Linked DNA regions of Homo sapiens: regions 1 and 3 are each linked to region 2. Evidence: chromatin contacts called from ENCODE Hi-C or POLR2A ChIA-PET data. All regions are on one chromosome and are shown on one strand. Each heading gives the region's core, a stretch centred on a gene start or an enhancer-like site at or near the end of the contact. The rest is flanking DNA. Distances are from core to core; before and after follow the strand shown.

The links. Hi-C counts contacts between places; a loop is a spot of excess contacts on that map. ChIA-PET counts read pairs that join two places held with the same protein, here RNA polymerase II (POLR2A). Pooled maps may share reads with other maps.
Region 1: a pooled map shows a loop between it and region 2 (17-fold over the local background). The contact joins two enhancer-like sites. A Hi-C loop is called at or near these places in 2 of 37 single-sample maps with no recorded cell type and 4 of 50 pooled maps. POLR2A ChIA-PET finds 5 or more read pairs at or near these places in 2 of 52 experiments (H1 and activated CD4-positive, alpha-beta T cell).
Region 3: a pooled map shows a loop between it and region 2 (5-fold over the local background). The contact joins two enhancer-like sites. A Hi-C loop is called at or near these places in 2 of 37 single-sample maps with no recorded cell type and 2 of 50 pooled maps. POLR2A ChIA-PET finds 5 or more read pairs at or near these places in 1 of 52 experiments (BJ).

What each region holds. Positions count from the first base shown.
Region 1 is chr11:96,265,435-96,269,805 of GRCh38, reverse strand. The region is part of intron 1 of MAML2 (mastermind like transcriptional coactivator 2); the gene reads left to right. Among named protein-coding and RNA genes, the nearest start is that of MIR1260B, 74 kb to the left of the region's middle. Within about 2 kb of position 2,010, at least 7 of the 41 ENCODE cell types and tissues checked have a DNase peak (open chromatin) inside an H3K27ac peak, as active enhancers do.
Region 2 is chr11:95,553,598-95,558,633 of GRCh38, reverse strand. No RefSeq gene overlaps it. Among named protein-coding and RNA genes, the nearest start is that of FAM76B, 230 kb to the left of the region's middle. Within about 2 kb of position 1,938, at least 2 of the 41 ENCODE cell types and tissues checked have a DNase peak (open chromatin) inside an H3K27ac peak, as active enhancers do.
Region 3 is chr11:96,240,207-96,244,696 of GRCh38, reverse strand. All of the region lies in intron 1 of MAML2 (mastermind like transcriptional coactivator 2), which reads left to right. Among named protein-coding and RNA genes, the nearest start is that of MIR1260B, 99 kb to the left of the region's middle. RefSeq lists an enhancer at 1,001-1,150. Within about 2 kb of position 1,361, at least 38 of the 41 ENCODE cell types and tissues checked have a DNase peak (open chromatin) inside an H3K27ac peak, as active enhancers do.

The DNA of each region.
Region 1 (4,371 bases), core at 761-3,260, 710 kb before region 2:
GGCATGGAGGCTCACACCTGTAAACCCAACACTTTGGGAGGCCAAGGCATGTAGATCGCTTGACGTCAGGAGTTTGAGGTCAGCCTGGCCAACATGGTGAAACCCCATCTCTATAAAAAATACAAAACTTAGCTGAGTATAGTGGCATGGACCTGTAATCCCAGCTACTCAGGAGGCTGAGGCATAGAATCACTTGAACCCAGGAGGCAGAGGTTGCGGTGAGCTGAGATTGTGCCACTGCACTCTGGGCTGGGCAACAGAGCAAGACATTTCCCCCCAAAATAAAAAGAATGTACCTCAAAAAATAAAGCAAAAAGAGGTTTTTAATGGATTATATATATACTTACTAGGACATGCCAAAGTGAGTGGAAGGAAACAGAAGGAAATAGCCTTGGTCCCTTCAGTAACAACCATGTTAATACCTTCTCAGGAACATAACATACAATAGCTATTTAGGCTGAATGGAGAGCTGAAGCATAAACCTACAATGATGATTCATGTGACTTTCTACCATAGAAATCTCACCAGATTCACAGAACCATAGACACTTTGGAAAAGAGCTAAGAGGAAACCTAGTTCAATCCCTTACCTGATGCAGTATGCCCACCATGAAGTCATCCGTCTTAATCATCTTCAATAACAGGCAACTTGAAATTTCTCAAAAGTCTGTGCATATTTGATTCCCTCTAGCAGTTCCAATAAAAATAACCAAGTCATTTCCATGGTATATGAATGAAGTGGATTATGATGCCAACATTATATTGTTTCATAACTTTCTGAGTATGTTTCTCAGTTTTAGAGATTTATTCTAATCCAAATATGCATTTATTCGAGCAATTTAGTGTTTGCTTGATGTATATACTGTATTAATCTCTTCTCTTGCTGCCAATAAAGACATACTTAAGACTGGGTAATTTATAAAGGAAAGAGTTTTAATTGACTCACAGTTCTGCATAGTGAGGGAGGCCTTACAGTTATGGCAGAAGGCAAATGAGGAGCAAAGTCACATCTTACATGGCGGCAGACAACAGATCGTGTGCAGGGGAACTCCCCTTTATAAAACCATCAGATCTCGTGAGACTTATTAACTATCACGAGAACAGCATGGGAAAGACTCACCCCTATGATTCAATTACCTCCCACTGGGTCCCTCCCATGACAGATAGGAATTAGGGGAACTACAATTCAAGATGCAATTTGGGTGGGGACACAGCCAAACCATATCATATACCAATTTTCCTTGTAAGTAGGGTTTTTGATTTTTCAAATGTTTGTTCCTTGGAAGCCACATAGGTAGGAAAAATATTTACTTACTTTTTTGCTTTGAGACAGGGTCTCCCTCTCTCACCAGGCTGGAGTGGTGTGATCATAACTCACTGTAACCTCAAACTCCTGGGCTCAAGCCATCCTCTCACTTCAGCCTCTGGAGTAGCTAGGACTACAGGAGTACACCACCATACCTGGCTAATTTTGAAATTTTTATTTTATTTTTTGTCAAGACCAGGGTCTTGCTATGTTGCCCAGGCTGCTCTCGAACTCCTGGACTCAAGTGACTCTCCCTCCTCAGCCTTCCAAAGTGCTGGGATTACAGGTATGAGTCAGTGCACCCAGCCTACTTTTTAAGATGTATGCTTAAAGATGCTATGGTAGAAAGGGAAATACAAAGTTAAATAAAGATATCCAAATACCATTATAGCATCAAACTTCATAATAAAATGAAATCATAGAGAGCAGAGATGGCATCCTTCTGGTTCTGAATGTATGTACCTGTCAACAAAAGAAAGCCATCTCCATGTTTCCAGAGTCATGATGAAATCACATTTCAAATTGTTTCAACAGGTGCCTTATGTCAAATGCCTCTTCCTATAAAAGAAACTGCTGAGTTGTTCTAAACAGTGCATGAAAATAGCAAGTGGGCTGAGTGAGCAATCACAGTGAGGTCCTGAGAGGTGTAAAAAACCCCAGATTCAGATTCAGCTTCCTCCAGAGAGTGGGGTTACCTCCCACCATGCTTGAGGGACAGCCCTCCCATAATTAGACTCTACTCACAGTCTCAGCCTGAAGTGTGACTAGCTGAAACTAGTGACTGGAGGAATTGAGCCCCTGTAGGGAGGTCAGAACAGGTAGCACTTTCCTTCTCTTGCTCCCTGCCAATGGTTACCCCTACATAGAATTTTTATTCCTACCTCTGGGCAGCACCAGCCCGTTAATAATGAACCTAGAATGTGAAGTGAAAATCAGCACCATGTGCGGTAAGCATTAGGTAATTACATTTCACTTGTTTAATTAAGTTTCACTTTCTGGTTGCCTTGAGGGAACTGTAGGAAAGGATTTTGATTTTGTTTTTGTTTTTGTTTTTCCTGATGCTTTTTTTCTTTTTTCCCCTAGCTAGAAGCTGAATAATTCCACACAGTGTTGAAATGGATATGCTGTGTTTGTGTTGGCCGAATTAAGCATCTATAATCATGTATTTCCTCTCTTTTGTCTATTTGTGTCACAGTCTTAATATGTGGGATAGAAATTTTGTTTAGTGGAGACATAATTTTTTGATTGTCTTAGGGCTTATTTAAACCAGCTCATCTCCATTATAATGTGTTTCTGTACTTTACTCATCAGCTTGGCACTGACTCCACTATTGTTTTCTTCAAATACTGTGTATTTTCCCTGAAAGTCCAAGTAGCTGACAATTTTGCTACCTCTGCAAGGAAATCTGCTTTATTTTCTCCTAGGTTTTACACATATATAAAACTATACATTAGGGACATACTGTTCCTCAGCAGGCTACATGGCCTTTCATTCACTCTCTTAAAAATATCTGTGGACCTATTATGTGAAATAATGTATGATTTGCTCAATGGGAGATTTACTTCTCAATAACGTTATGTTTTATTAAGCCTCACGTATTTCTAAATTTATATACCTTGAATAATAATTCCATCACAGAAGGGGCTCATTATTAACCACATTTCCATGTGTGATATTCACCGAGGCATGTCCCTGGAAACATACCTAACCACATAAGAGTAAAAGCCTGTCATAGCACAGGAAGCCTAGAATAAGTACATCCTACCATTTAAGCACCTAGGTCTTAATATGTCAGTTCATAATTAGATTCTACCTTTGTGGTCAGTATTTGAAATTGAGATATAGTTAATCAGTTAGAGAGGTAGTCAATTTCACTTTGTCAGTGAAGCTCAGAATCGCACCAATATGTTGTTTTTCTTTTTTTTTTTTTGAGACGGAGTCTCACTCTGTTGCCCAGGGTGGAGTGCAGTGGTGCCATCTCGGCTCACTGCAAGCTCCGCCTCCTGGGTTCATGTCATTCTCCTGCCTCAGCCTCCCGAGTAGCTGGGACTACAGGTGCCCACCACCACGCCCAGCTAATTTTTTTGTATTTTTAGTAGAGATGGGGTTTTACCGTGTTAGCCAGGATGGTCTCAATCTCCTGACCTCGTGATCTGTCCACCTCGACCTCCCGAAGTGCTGGGATTACAGGTGTGAGCCACCACGCCTGGCCAATATGTTGTTTTTCAAAGACTGCCGTCCTCATACAGACCAGCTTGGTACTGACAGAGGAGGTGAAATGGGAAAAGTTCCTTTGTCCCCCTCGCAGGGTGTACGATGGGGAAGTGGCTCGTTTCTTCAGTGCCCTGCTGCTCAGGCCTCTAAGGGAGCATACATACGGGCAGGCTGTGGGGCTCCAACACCAGGGCAGTGTCTAGGGGTGAATGTTTACAGCTTTTGAAGCCCCAGTAGGCATGTGTTACAGGGTGCTCTTTTAGTGTAGCCATCCAAAGGCAGCTTGTGTTAACTAGCTTAATTACACCCTCTACCTTGTGGCAAAGACAGAGGGCTTTCTGTATCCTGGGGTGCTTGCTTTGGTGTAGTGGAAGAATCAGATCACACGTGGGCTTGGAGAATGAGTGCAAGGTTTTATTGAGTGGAAGAAGCTCTCAGCAGATGGGGGAGCCATAAGGGAGATGATTTTCCCCATAAGTTGGGCCGCTTGGGGGCCGAGCGCTCCTCCAACTGCCCCAGCCAAACTCTGTGTTGTTTTGCCCGTCAGTGGCCTGCTGGTGCCTGCTGGTGAGTTCCACTCAACGTCTAGCCGCTTGTGTGTTCCTCTGCCAATGTGCTCCTCTCCACGTCCAGCTGCTTCTGTCTCTGCCTTGCTAGGGTCTCGGGTTTTTATAGGCACAGGATGGGGGCCTGGGTGGTCTTGGGAAATGTAGCATTTGGGCAGGAAAACAAAAATGCCTGTCCTCACCTAGGTCCGTGGGGGTGGAGTCCTAACCTGGGACCATGCCTTCCTCTACCCAGCACTTCCCTTCCCCTCTTCCATATCATTTCTGCTGAGCTGTCTTTCACCAG
Region 2 (5,036 bases), core at 689-3,188:
CCTCCTGTCTTTGGGGTAGGTGGACTGAAAGATGTTAAGCCTGGAGGTGCTCTTAATTATATTTGCTGCCATTTGAAGAACTGGCCTGAGAATAAAGCAATGTTGAGGACAATAGAGCCAAGAGATGGAGAAAGACAAATGACATTTGTTTTTTGAGTACCTGGATCTAGCTATGGATGAAGCCACTTCAGCTCCTTGTTTTTCTGTAACATGAAACAATCCTGTTTACAATTAGATACATGTTACCTGCAAACACAGTGGCCTCTAAGGCCCTAGCTCCCTATCACCTCAGTGACTTACAGTGCCTTGGAGCATTTGATAACTTGATTCAACTCAAGAACCTCAGTCTTAGAAATCGTTAAGTGCTCCGAGGAGAACAGTTACTCAAATGGGACATGTTTGGCCTTTATGGCTCCAAGTGCCCTCAACTATTCTGACTCCCTACCCTGCATCTGTTCTTTAATAAATGCTTGCCGGGGACATTCATATGGAAGAACTGTCCAACTCTGAGGCTAAGAACTCCAGCTGTAAGTGATAAGGTTCCTTCTGAGGATGCATCAAGAGCATGCCAGCTCTAGGGGTCTTGCTACTTCCACCATGCCCTCTGGTCACCTTAGTTCTAGGCAGCTACTCTTTAGTTTACTCATCCTAATTTCCTCATCCTGGTTAAAAACATCATTATTCTTGCTGGAATATCAACTACTGGCTGACAGCAGTTATCACTCAAGCCTGCCTAACCACTTAAGCTAGAAAGATTAAGAGGAGTTGGAATCCAACAGACTTTAGTTCAAATCTGGGTTAACCAAATAATTCATTATTTGACTTTGGGCAACTTCTTAGCCTCTATGAGCTTTAGTTTCCTTATCTATAGAATGGGGCTTATAATCAGTACCCAATGCAAGTAATTGTTGTTTGGACTAAATACAATCTAAACAACAATAATCATGGTACACCAAGCCTGTCACTCCAGTTTATCATAATGTGACTTCTACTTGATTTTCCCATCTTTCTCCATGATTCCTTCCCCATTCTTATGGAAACTTCCTCATTCTTATGAAACTGCATCAGTTCCAACCTCACAGATGCAGTCACCAATCTGAATGTGCATGCACAGCTCCATCACTGTGACTTTGACTCTATAGTTCCTTTCACCTGAAATGTCCTATTATCCTTCTTCAAGACTCAGCTCAATTTTACCTCTTCTATGAATCGTTCTTTTACCAGGTCAGCTCCTAACTCTTTGATCTCCTGGAGAACTTATGGCTGAAAGCTATCCATTTATCATCCCGTTTTGAACATTTGCTTTCTTTAATATTTTGTATCCCCAACTAGATTGCACCCTCCCTGACCCAGTGTCTTACACATAGATGGCACTCAACAAATATTTGCTAAATGCTTTATTTTCCTTTTATGTCATTGGGTAACACTGAAATTCTAATAACTAAATGTAAAAAGACAACCTACCTCCCCAGCACCATAACCACCACAAAAGGCTGTACAGCTTAAGTTAAGGCCTGTCTTCTGCTTTTGAATTTGCAATTGGAAACATATGGTGATTTGGAACATAGCCATTTTTTTTCTTTTTTTTTTCTGTCTAAAGAAACCTTTAAAGCCTCACTAAATATGTCAAGAAACAGCAATGAAAATGTCAAGAAATTGTAATATTGCTTATTGCAAAACACACACACACACACACACACCCCACTGCTGATGTGTTTATGAAGTTCCAAGTTGAAAAAACAAGGGCTAATTTTAGATTCTGGTTTTTTCCTTCAAGTCATAATAAGAAAAAATACAAACATCAACTGAAACCCCAGTGCACAAAACCTCTTAGTCATACCCAGTAGGCACTTTCAAAAACCAATTTTCTAGAGAAAGGATTGTAATTCGTAGCTCATTGAATCACGAATCCTGCTGCCCTGATGAATAGAAGGGATTGAAAGAACCACCACTGGAGTCCTGTGGCCCAGTCTTGAATGCAGATGTCAAAAATGGGAGCCACGACTTGGATGTTGTTTTCTCACACATTTTCCAGCTCGTTGAAACCCTGCAGTGCTTAAGATGACTTTGAAGACCCCAACTCAGGAGAAAATGAGCAACCCAGTTCTCAGTGACAGGAATGCCAATCTTTTGACATCCTGATAATCATCACAGCAATCAGTGGGGAATCAGGTATTGAAACTTAGACTTCACTGGGGAAATTCCCATCCAGTGCAGAGGAGTCTTTATTAAGAAAGCTCTGACTTTCTAAACACTCTGGTATCAGTAGCTCAATTCTCATTGCGGAAGACAGAGTGGGGAGGCAGAGTGATTGTTTCTGGATAATCCTGCTTTCTCCAGGGGGAATTCCTGACTTCTGGGCTACTGGTGTCCCAGAAGCAATGCCATCCTCTCCAGAACCATCTCAGAAGAATGACATCATCATGCCCTTACTCTTTGTTCTCTCATTTCCCTGCTTTCTTATAAACATCAGTAAATATATTAAAGCCAAGGCCAACAGAACCTTCAAAAAGATGTCTGTGTGTCATAGAATCATGGATCCCTTATGTCTTTACTGGAACTTGCTTTTTTTTTTTTTTTTTACTGTAATCACTGGGGCTTCAGTGATAAGATACCTTCATCACTAGCCAAAACATTATTCAAGAACCAGTCGAAATCTCGGATTCTTTATGAGCCCTTCCTCGGCAACTTTGGTCTTCTGGGAACCTTCTCTCCTCTCAGCCTTAGAAAACGTATTGATTAAACCTTCATTTGTTATTCACTGTGAACTTCTTTATTTTTTTGTGTGGGCAAGACTTTTCTTCTCAAATCGGTAGTGTCTTGTCTTATTTTATCATAAAGTTTAACAGAACCCTGAAGCCAGATGATCTGCGTTCCAGTGTGGCTTTGACACTTTCTAGGTGTGCAACACTGAGCAAGTTACCTAACTTCTCTGTACTTCACTTTCTTTATCTGTAAAATGAGGCTAGTAATGATATCTATCTCATAGAAAGGTAATGAATATTAAAGCAGTTAATCGATGTGAACTGTGTGGAACAGGCCTAGGAGACAGTAAGCACTAAATAATGCTATATATTAACTCCCTCAATACCTCTCACAGCAGTCCATACCATAGCTGATTCATTCATTTAACAAATGTGTATTGAGTGGCTACTATATTTCAGGGACCATTTTACAAGTTAGTAATGCAGGGGTGAACAAAGTTGATGAAGCTATTTCTCATGGAATCTACTCTCCAGAGAGACATATAATAAATAAATAAATAAATAACATGGTAAAACATAATTTAATACAACATAATAGGATATGGTTTCAGATAATGTTGTGAGCACTGGAGCAGCAGCATAGGGGATAAAGTGCGATGGGGGACTAGTCTACGAGAGGGTGGGGACACATTTTAAGTATTCACTAAGCATTTAATTGCCAAATCTGGAGAAAGAGGCTCACTGGCAACCCATCGGAAAGCTTGAAGCTGTGCATGACATGTTCCTTTCTGAATGTCCAATTAGAAAGAAGACTGTGAAGAAGGAAGTAAAATGGTAAAGTAAGCTAAATGTGTCCTGGGCAGCACATCTCCTGACTTGACATTATGTGTCCCTTCCTCTAATTCTACTTCTAAAATCATGTTTGCTAATTATAGCTGCCCAGAGATGTTCGGTGAAATTTAATCAATGATTTAATCTTCAGAACTTTCCTTTCATTTCCTAATCAAAGTTGACCAGTAATCCTAAATCCCCTTTCCTGAGGCCTCTGATTCTCTGCATTTCAGGATTAGACCGATTTATTTCCTAAACTATTCCAGGAATGTTTTCTAGTGGTGCTTGTGTGTAAAGGGGGAAAAAGCCTGGTTGCTCTCAGGCTATATTTCTGCTTTAGTGATGGCTATCTAATAATATGGTCCCAACTCAAGTAATTTGTATAATAACATCAATTTTTAAAAGCAAGACTGAGAAAAGATATCTTAGGGGCAGGTGAAACCTTGTGATACCTGAAAACAAAATCTCACAATATAGGCTGCATTCTTGTTCTAGAAAGTATAATTTTGTGGTTAATTATGATTCTGGAATCATACAGATCTGCGTACAAATTGTGGCCCCCGCCAATTACTTGCTATGTGATTTCCAAAAAGTAACCGTTTCTCAGTTTCCTCATCTGTAGACTGGGCAGACTAATGCTACTTCTTTTCTGGTTTTTAATAAGAATTAAATGAGTTCATGCAAGTAGCACATTTGGTACAGTATCTGATGTATTTCAAATACACAATCATATCTTCTAAAAATCTGTTTGTACAAATACAAAGTCTCTTTGTTTGACCAAAAGAGAGATTAATTTACACAGCTGCTCTTCAGAATGGAGTTTTTCATAGCAAATGTGAATATGGTTCCTTTCTTGACCTAACCCTAGGCAGGAAACAGTTTCCTTAGGTTGGGCACATTGTAATTGTGGTAAAACTGTGTAACCTTATTCATAACATGTCGTGTTTTGTTTGATGGTTTACAAATATTCTAAAGAGCTTGACCCATCAAAGAAGCTAGAGGTTGCCAGTTAGAGGAAACAGTCTGTAACTGAGAAACTTTCGAGTGAATAGCTTAAAAGAAAGAAAATACAAATAATTTCTTCACACCTCCATTAAAGGAGAGGCTCAACTCATCCGGGAAAGATGGCAGCAGGGTTCAAGGTGCCTTTGGAGAGAAATTGGGAAGAGTTTATGTACTGGGTAACGTGGTGTGAATGGGGTGGGGTGGAGATAAAAGATTTCCTGGAGTGTATCGGGGAATGGGCTACACCTGGAACTGGGAAAAAAGGCTTGTAACTTTACTGATGAGAGAAACATAGTTGCCGTTCTCTACATAAAAAGAAACCAGTGTTTGCAGCAGTTGAGTGAAGATGCAGACATTTAAATGATACTGAGATGTTTGTATTTTCTTTGACGGAGCCACCTCTTGTACCAATCTAGCAGCACCATTCTCAGGGGAGAGAATACAACATGAACGGGACCTCTGGAGCATAACTCCACTGTGTTTTTGTGAATGGAG
Region 3 (4,490 bases), core at 112-2,611, 690 kb before region 2:
GATACAAACCTCTGTTTCTTCAATGTAATCATAGTTCTGTAGAGTCGTAGGGGTGAAATGAAATAATGCATGTAAAGAACTTTGTGTTATAATTGGCACATAGTGCTCAGAAATGTTAGCTATTATTAATATAATAAAACAATAATCGATATATATGGCTATAACCATATAAACCATTTTTAATTTAAGGATGAATAATTACAACGTGTAGATATCATGAATGCATTGATTGTAATACACTTCAGAATACCAGTAATTTTCTAATCATTAGAGTTTAAGCTCTTCTATCCATATATTAGAAGTGTAACAACCACAAGCTTCCTTATCTACTTATAGAATTGCAAGCATAGCTTACATATGAAAACGTTCTTACACGTCATAATAGGGCAGCCAGTTGTATTAAGCACCTTGTCTTATTAAGATACCATTGTTGTGTGCAGTCAAATGTTTGTAGTTTCTTGGTAAGTGCCCTTAAGGCAGATGTCTTACCCTCCAGGGAGACACTGAGGCTCTCAAAAGGGGTAATAATATTTCAAAACATCTGGAACACGGTTTGAGCCATTAGGCCGCACAGCCCCAAGTTTTTATTAATTTGTACTCCAGACTTCACTAGAGGAAAAAGCAGCACGATTTTTAGGCGAAGGAATAAGCCACTTGAGGTCCGCCTCTGAATCAGTTTCACAAAGAAAAGTCCATCAGTGCAGAGGAAGGCCAGCGGACCTGAGTACCTATGTCGTGGTTAAAGAAGGATGACTGGGCCGGGCGCGGTGGCTCACGCCAGTAATCCCAGCACTTTGGGAGGCCAAGATGGGCGGATCACGACAAACCATCCTGACTAACACGGTGAAACCCTTTCTCTACTAAAAATACAAAAAATTAGCCAGGCGTGGTGGCGTGCGCCTGTAGTCCCAGCTACTCGGAAGGCTGAGGCAGGAGAATGGCATGAACCTGGGAGGCGGAGCTTGCAGTGAGACAACATCGCGCCACTGCACTCCAGCCTGGGCGACAAAGCGAGACTCCGTCTCAAAAAAAAAAAAAAAAGAAAAAGAAGGATGACTGTTCAGAAGGCACTTTCAGCTTTTCTCATAGTTTTAACATGTGGGTCTTCCTTCTTGGAGGTATGGGAAAAACAGTCTAAGCCTGATGAGAAAAGGCTGTGGATTTCTCAGGTGATGGCTCTCGCGAGGTCTGAGCCGCGCGGCTGGGGTCTGGCTCCGCGCGTGCCTGGACACGCACAGATTGTTTTGAACTTGAGCAACGCCTCCTGCTAGCTTTCCACCCGATTTCTGTCTGTTCAGAGCTGGCCTCCTCTAGCAGGAAGTGCCTGCCGTTTAAGGAGTGCAGGCAATTCCCGACAGCCAACCCCGCCTCCCCCGCCTCCTTGCTCTGCTTCCTTCTCATTGGTCTGGAGGCCGGCCGGGCCTTATCCTCGCATTTTTAAAATGTCTTCTTTTGTCAGCTTGAGGTTTTCCAGAATTTAAAAGCGGAAAGGAAGAGAGAAGGACAAGGAAGCTATAAAAGACACATTAAATAAACTCTACTGGGAACAAGTGTGTGTGTGTGTAAGAGAGAATGTAACTTTTGCAAGGGAAGTTGGTAGATTGCTTATTATTTTAACAAAGAGGGGGTGTGTGTGTATGTGTATGTGTGTGTGTGTGTGTCCCTGAACTGGAGAAGCAGATGTTTAAAGGAGGCAGCAGGAAGCAGTTCTGACAAATGAAAGGATTTTTGATTGAATTCATGAGCTAAAGTTTCCTGCCAGTAATGCATTCAACCCTAGGCTACATAAAAGAAAAACCTATATAATTGAGGTTTAATTGCTTAACTTTTAAACATGCAACCAGAACAGGCAAGTGTAGCTTCCACAGGTAAACCTAAGTGATGCTGTAAGCTGATTTGGGGTTATTATTTATTGGCACTTCATAAAATTATGATCCTTTCCCCTTTATCATGCTCCTGCTTTTTCAGTGCTTGAGTGCCAGAGTCTATCCCTTATTGTCTGTGTAAGTTAAAATCCTTGGTGCACACTTTTTTTTTCTCTTTAAGCTGTTTCGTGAGCAGGTGCAGATGGCTTTCATGAACTGAGCCAAATGAAATGCTCTGTTTCAGCCTGCAGAAACTAAAGTTTTTAAAAACGGAACAACTGTTTTGTGCTGTACCTATAATTCAACTGGAAAATGTTTTCCCCCTTTTATGATGAAAACTGCCATCTCTGTTTCTCTTACTGAATCTGGTTTATTTACAGCCTTAAGGAAATCTTGTCACTAAAATCCACCCTCACCACTCCTCCAGTATTTTTCAGTCTGATGATTTCACAACCAGAGCCATTGCAAAATAAGAGTACATGGGCATTTTTTTAAAATCCCTAGTGATTTTTATGAAGTTTTTTCCTGTCTTGTTTCTCATTGTATAATTAAGTAAACAGTTTCAGGAATACTCAAAACATTGAGAGTGCTCTACCTTTTCATAAATATAATATGAAATAAATCACTTTATTCATCAAGGGTTTTAATTTTAAACCAAGCAACAGAAAGAGGGGCATCCACTTGGTTTGGTGCTTGCATTGTTGAATCCTCTTGAGAAACAAAGTAAAAAAGTGAATTAACTTCCTTGGATCATAGAAAGCTCTAGTGGCCATGGTTGTGATGAACCTTAGCTTTCTGCTCCAATCACACTTGCATGGGCTCTCATGCAAAGATATATAACAAGTAACCATAACCCAAAGCTGTAATTTTGCTAATTTGCTGAACCCTGAACTGAATAAAACCCAAATATTAATGTTGTAACTGAAGCAAAATATGTTCAAAAATAGACCAAACAAACTAATTCAAACCAGAACGATACTTAGATATTTTCTAAAATGATTGAACAGAGCAAAACTAGAATTTCGAAAACTTCCACAAGTCTAACCTAAAACAAACCAAGGGCCCATTGGTTTGCATCGTTTTATGAGAGCCCAGCAGGAAGTGGAGGACTTAAATTCTCCTCCTCTGTTGACTTCCGCAATCAACACTGTCCCAGGGACACTCACTCTGGCAACAAATGTTCACAGGCAATACCTGTTATGTTGACAGAGAAGCCAATAGGGCAAGGTTTCTTACCCGTGGCACTATTTTCTTTCTGGACTAAGTCCTTTTTGTATGGGGCTGTCCTGTGCATTATAAGATATTTACCAGCATCTCTGGCCTCTACCCACTAGGTGCCAGTAGACCCCTCCCTCCAGTTACAAAAGTTAAAAATATCTCCAGACATTGCCAAATGTCTCCTGGGGGGCCAAATCACCCCCTGTCAAGGACCACTGCAATAGGGGAATAGTCGTCAGCCTCCCACATTGTTTCAAAAGGATTTTTTAGTAGATGTTGGAAAGAGAAGCTGTGCACTGATCTTCCCAGAAGGACCACCTAGTAGGAAATAAAAGCCAGTCTCAAAGTCCTCATTTCAGAGTTGGTTTCTCTGCTAAAGCACTAAATCTTTGATGCTGAGAAGACAATGTATGGTACTACTGTGTGGCAGAACTAGTGAAAATACTGTAAGTTGTTGAAGACATTTGTAAATATATACTATAATAAAAACTCTACCTCACAACAGCCGATGGTGTTGGTGATCAAAAAATAATTGCAGAATCTTCTGATGACACTTCAATTGCTGTTTATCTTCATATTCTGGAAAAATAGCAGAAGAAATAGTTCAACCTATTAGTCTAGTAGTGTTTCTAGTTCACAGCATAGGGAGATGCTGTTTGATCCAGACTGCCTACATACCCTACAGGGAATTATTATATATTTGAGTGCTATTTCAGGAGAATTAGACATCTTAATTATAACTTTTTTAAGTTTGTGTGTATATAGTATATGCTTCTGAAATGAAATTTATAGTTATTCCGTACTTCAATGAGACTTTTCATTTTTATATACTGTAATAGTACCTTTCTGCTGGCAGTTTTCATTTAGTAGGAAGACTAATTTGTACATCAGAGAATTATTTGGAACAGTGGGTCTTGCCAAGATTATAATGTGGTAATTGCATTTAAAATTGAGCTGTGCCAATGCATTGCAAAAATAATAATAAGCCCACTAAATATATAACACTGACACAGACAGTTCATCAGCTTTCTTTTTTTTTTTTTTTTTTTTTTTTTTGAGACGGAGTCTCGCTCTGTCGCCCAGGCCGGACTGCGGACTGCAGTGGCGCAATCTCGGCTCACTGCAAGCTCTGCCTCCCGGGGTTCACGCCATTCTCCTGCCTCAGCCTCCCGAGTAGCTGGGACTACAGGCGCCCGCCACCGCGCCCGGCTAATTTTTTGTATTTTTAGTAGAGACGGGGTTTCACCTTGTTAGCCAGGATGGTCTCGATCTCCTGACCTCGTGATCCACCCGCCTCGGCCTCCCAAAGTGCTGGGATTACAGGCGTGACATCAGCTTTCTTAATATGGAAAAAACAAACCAAATTTTCTATTTTTTGTATGTCAGGAAAAACCTGGAGAAAGAATA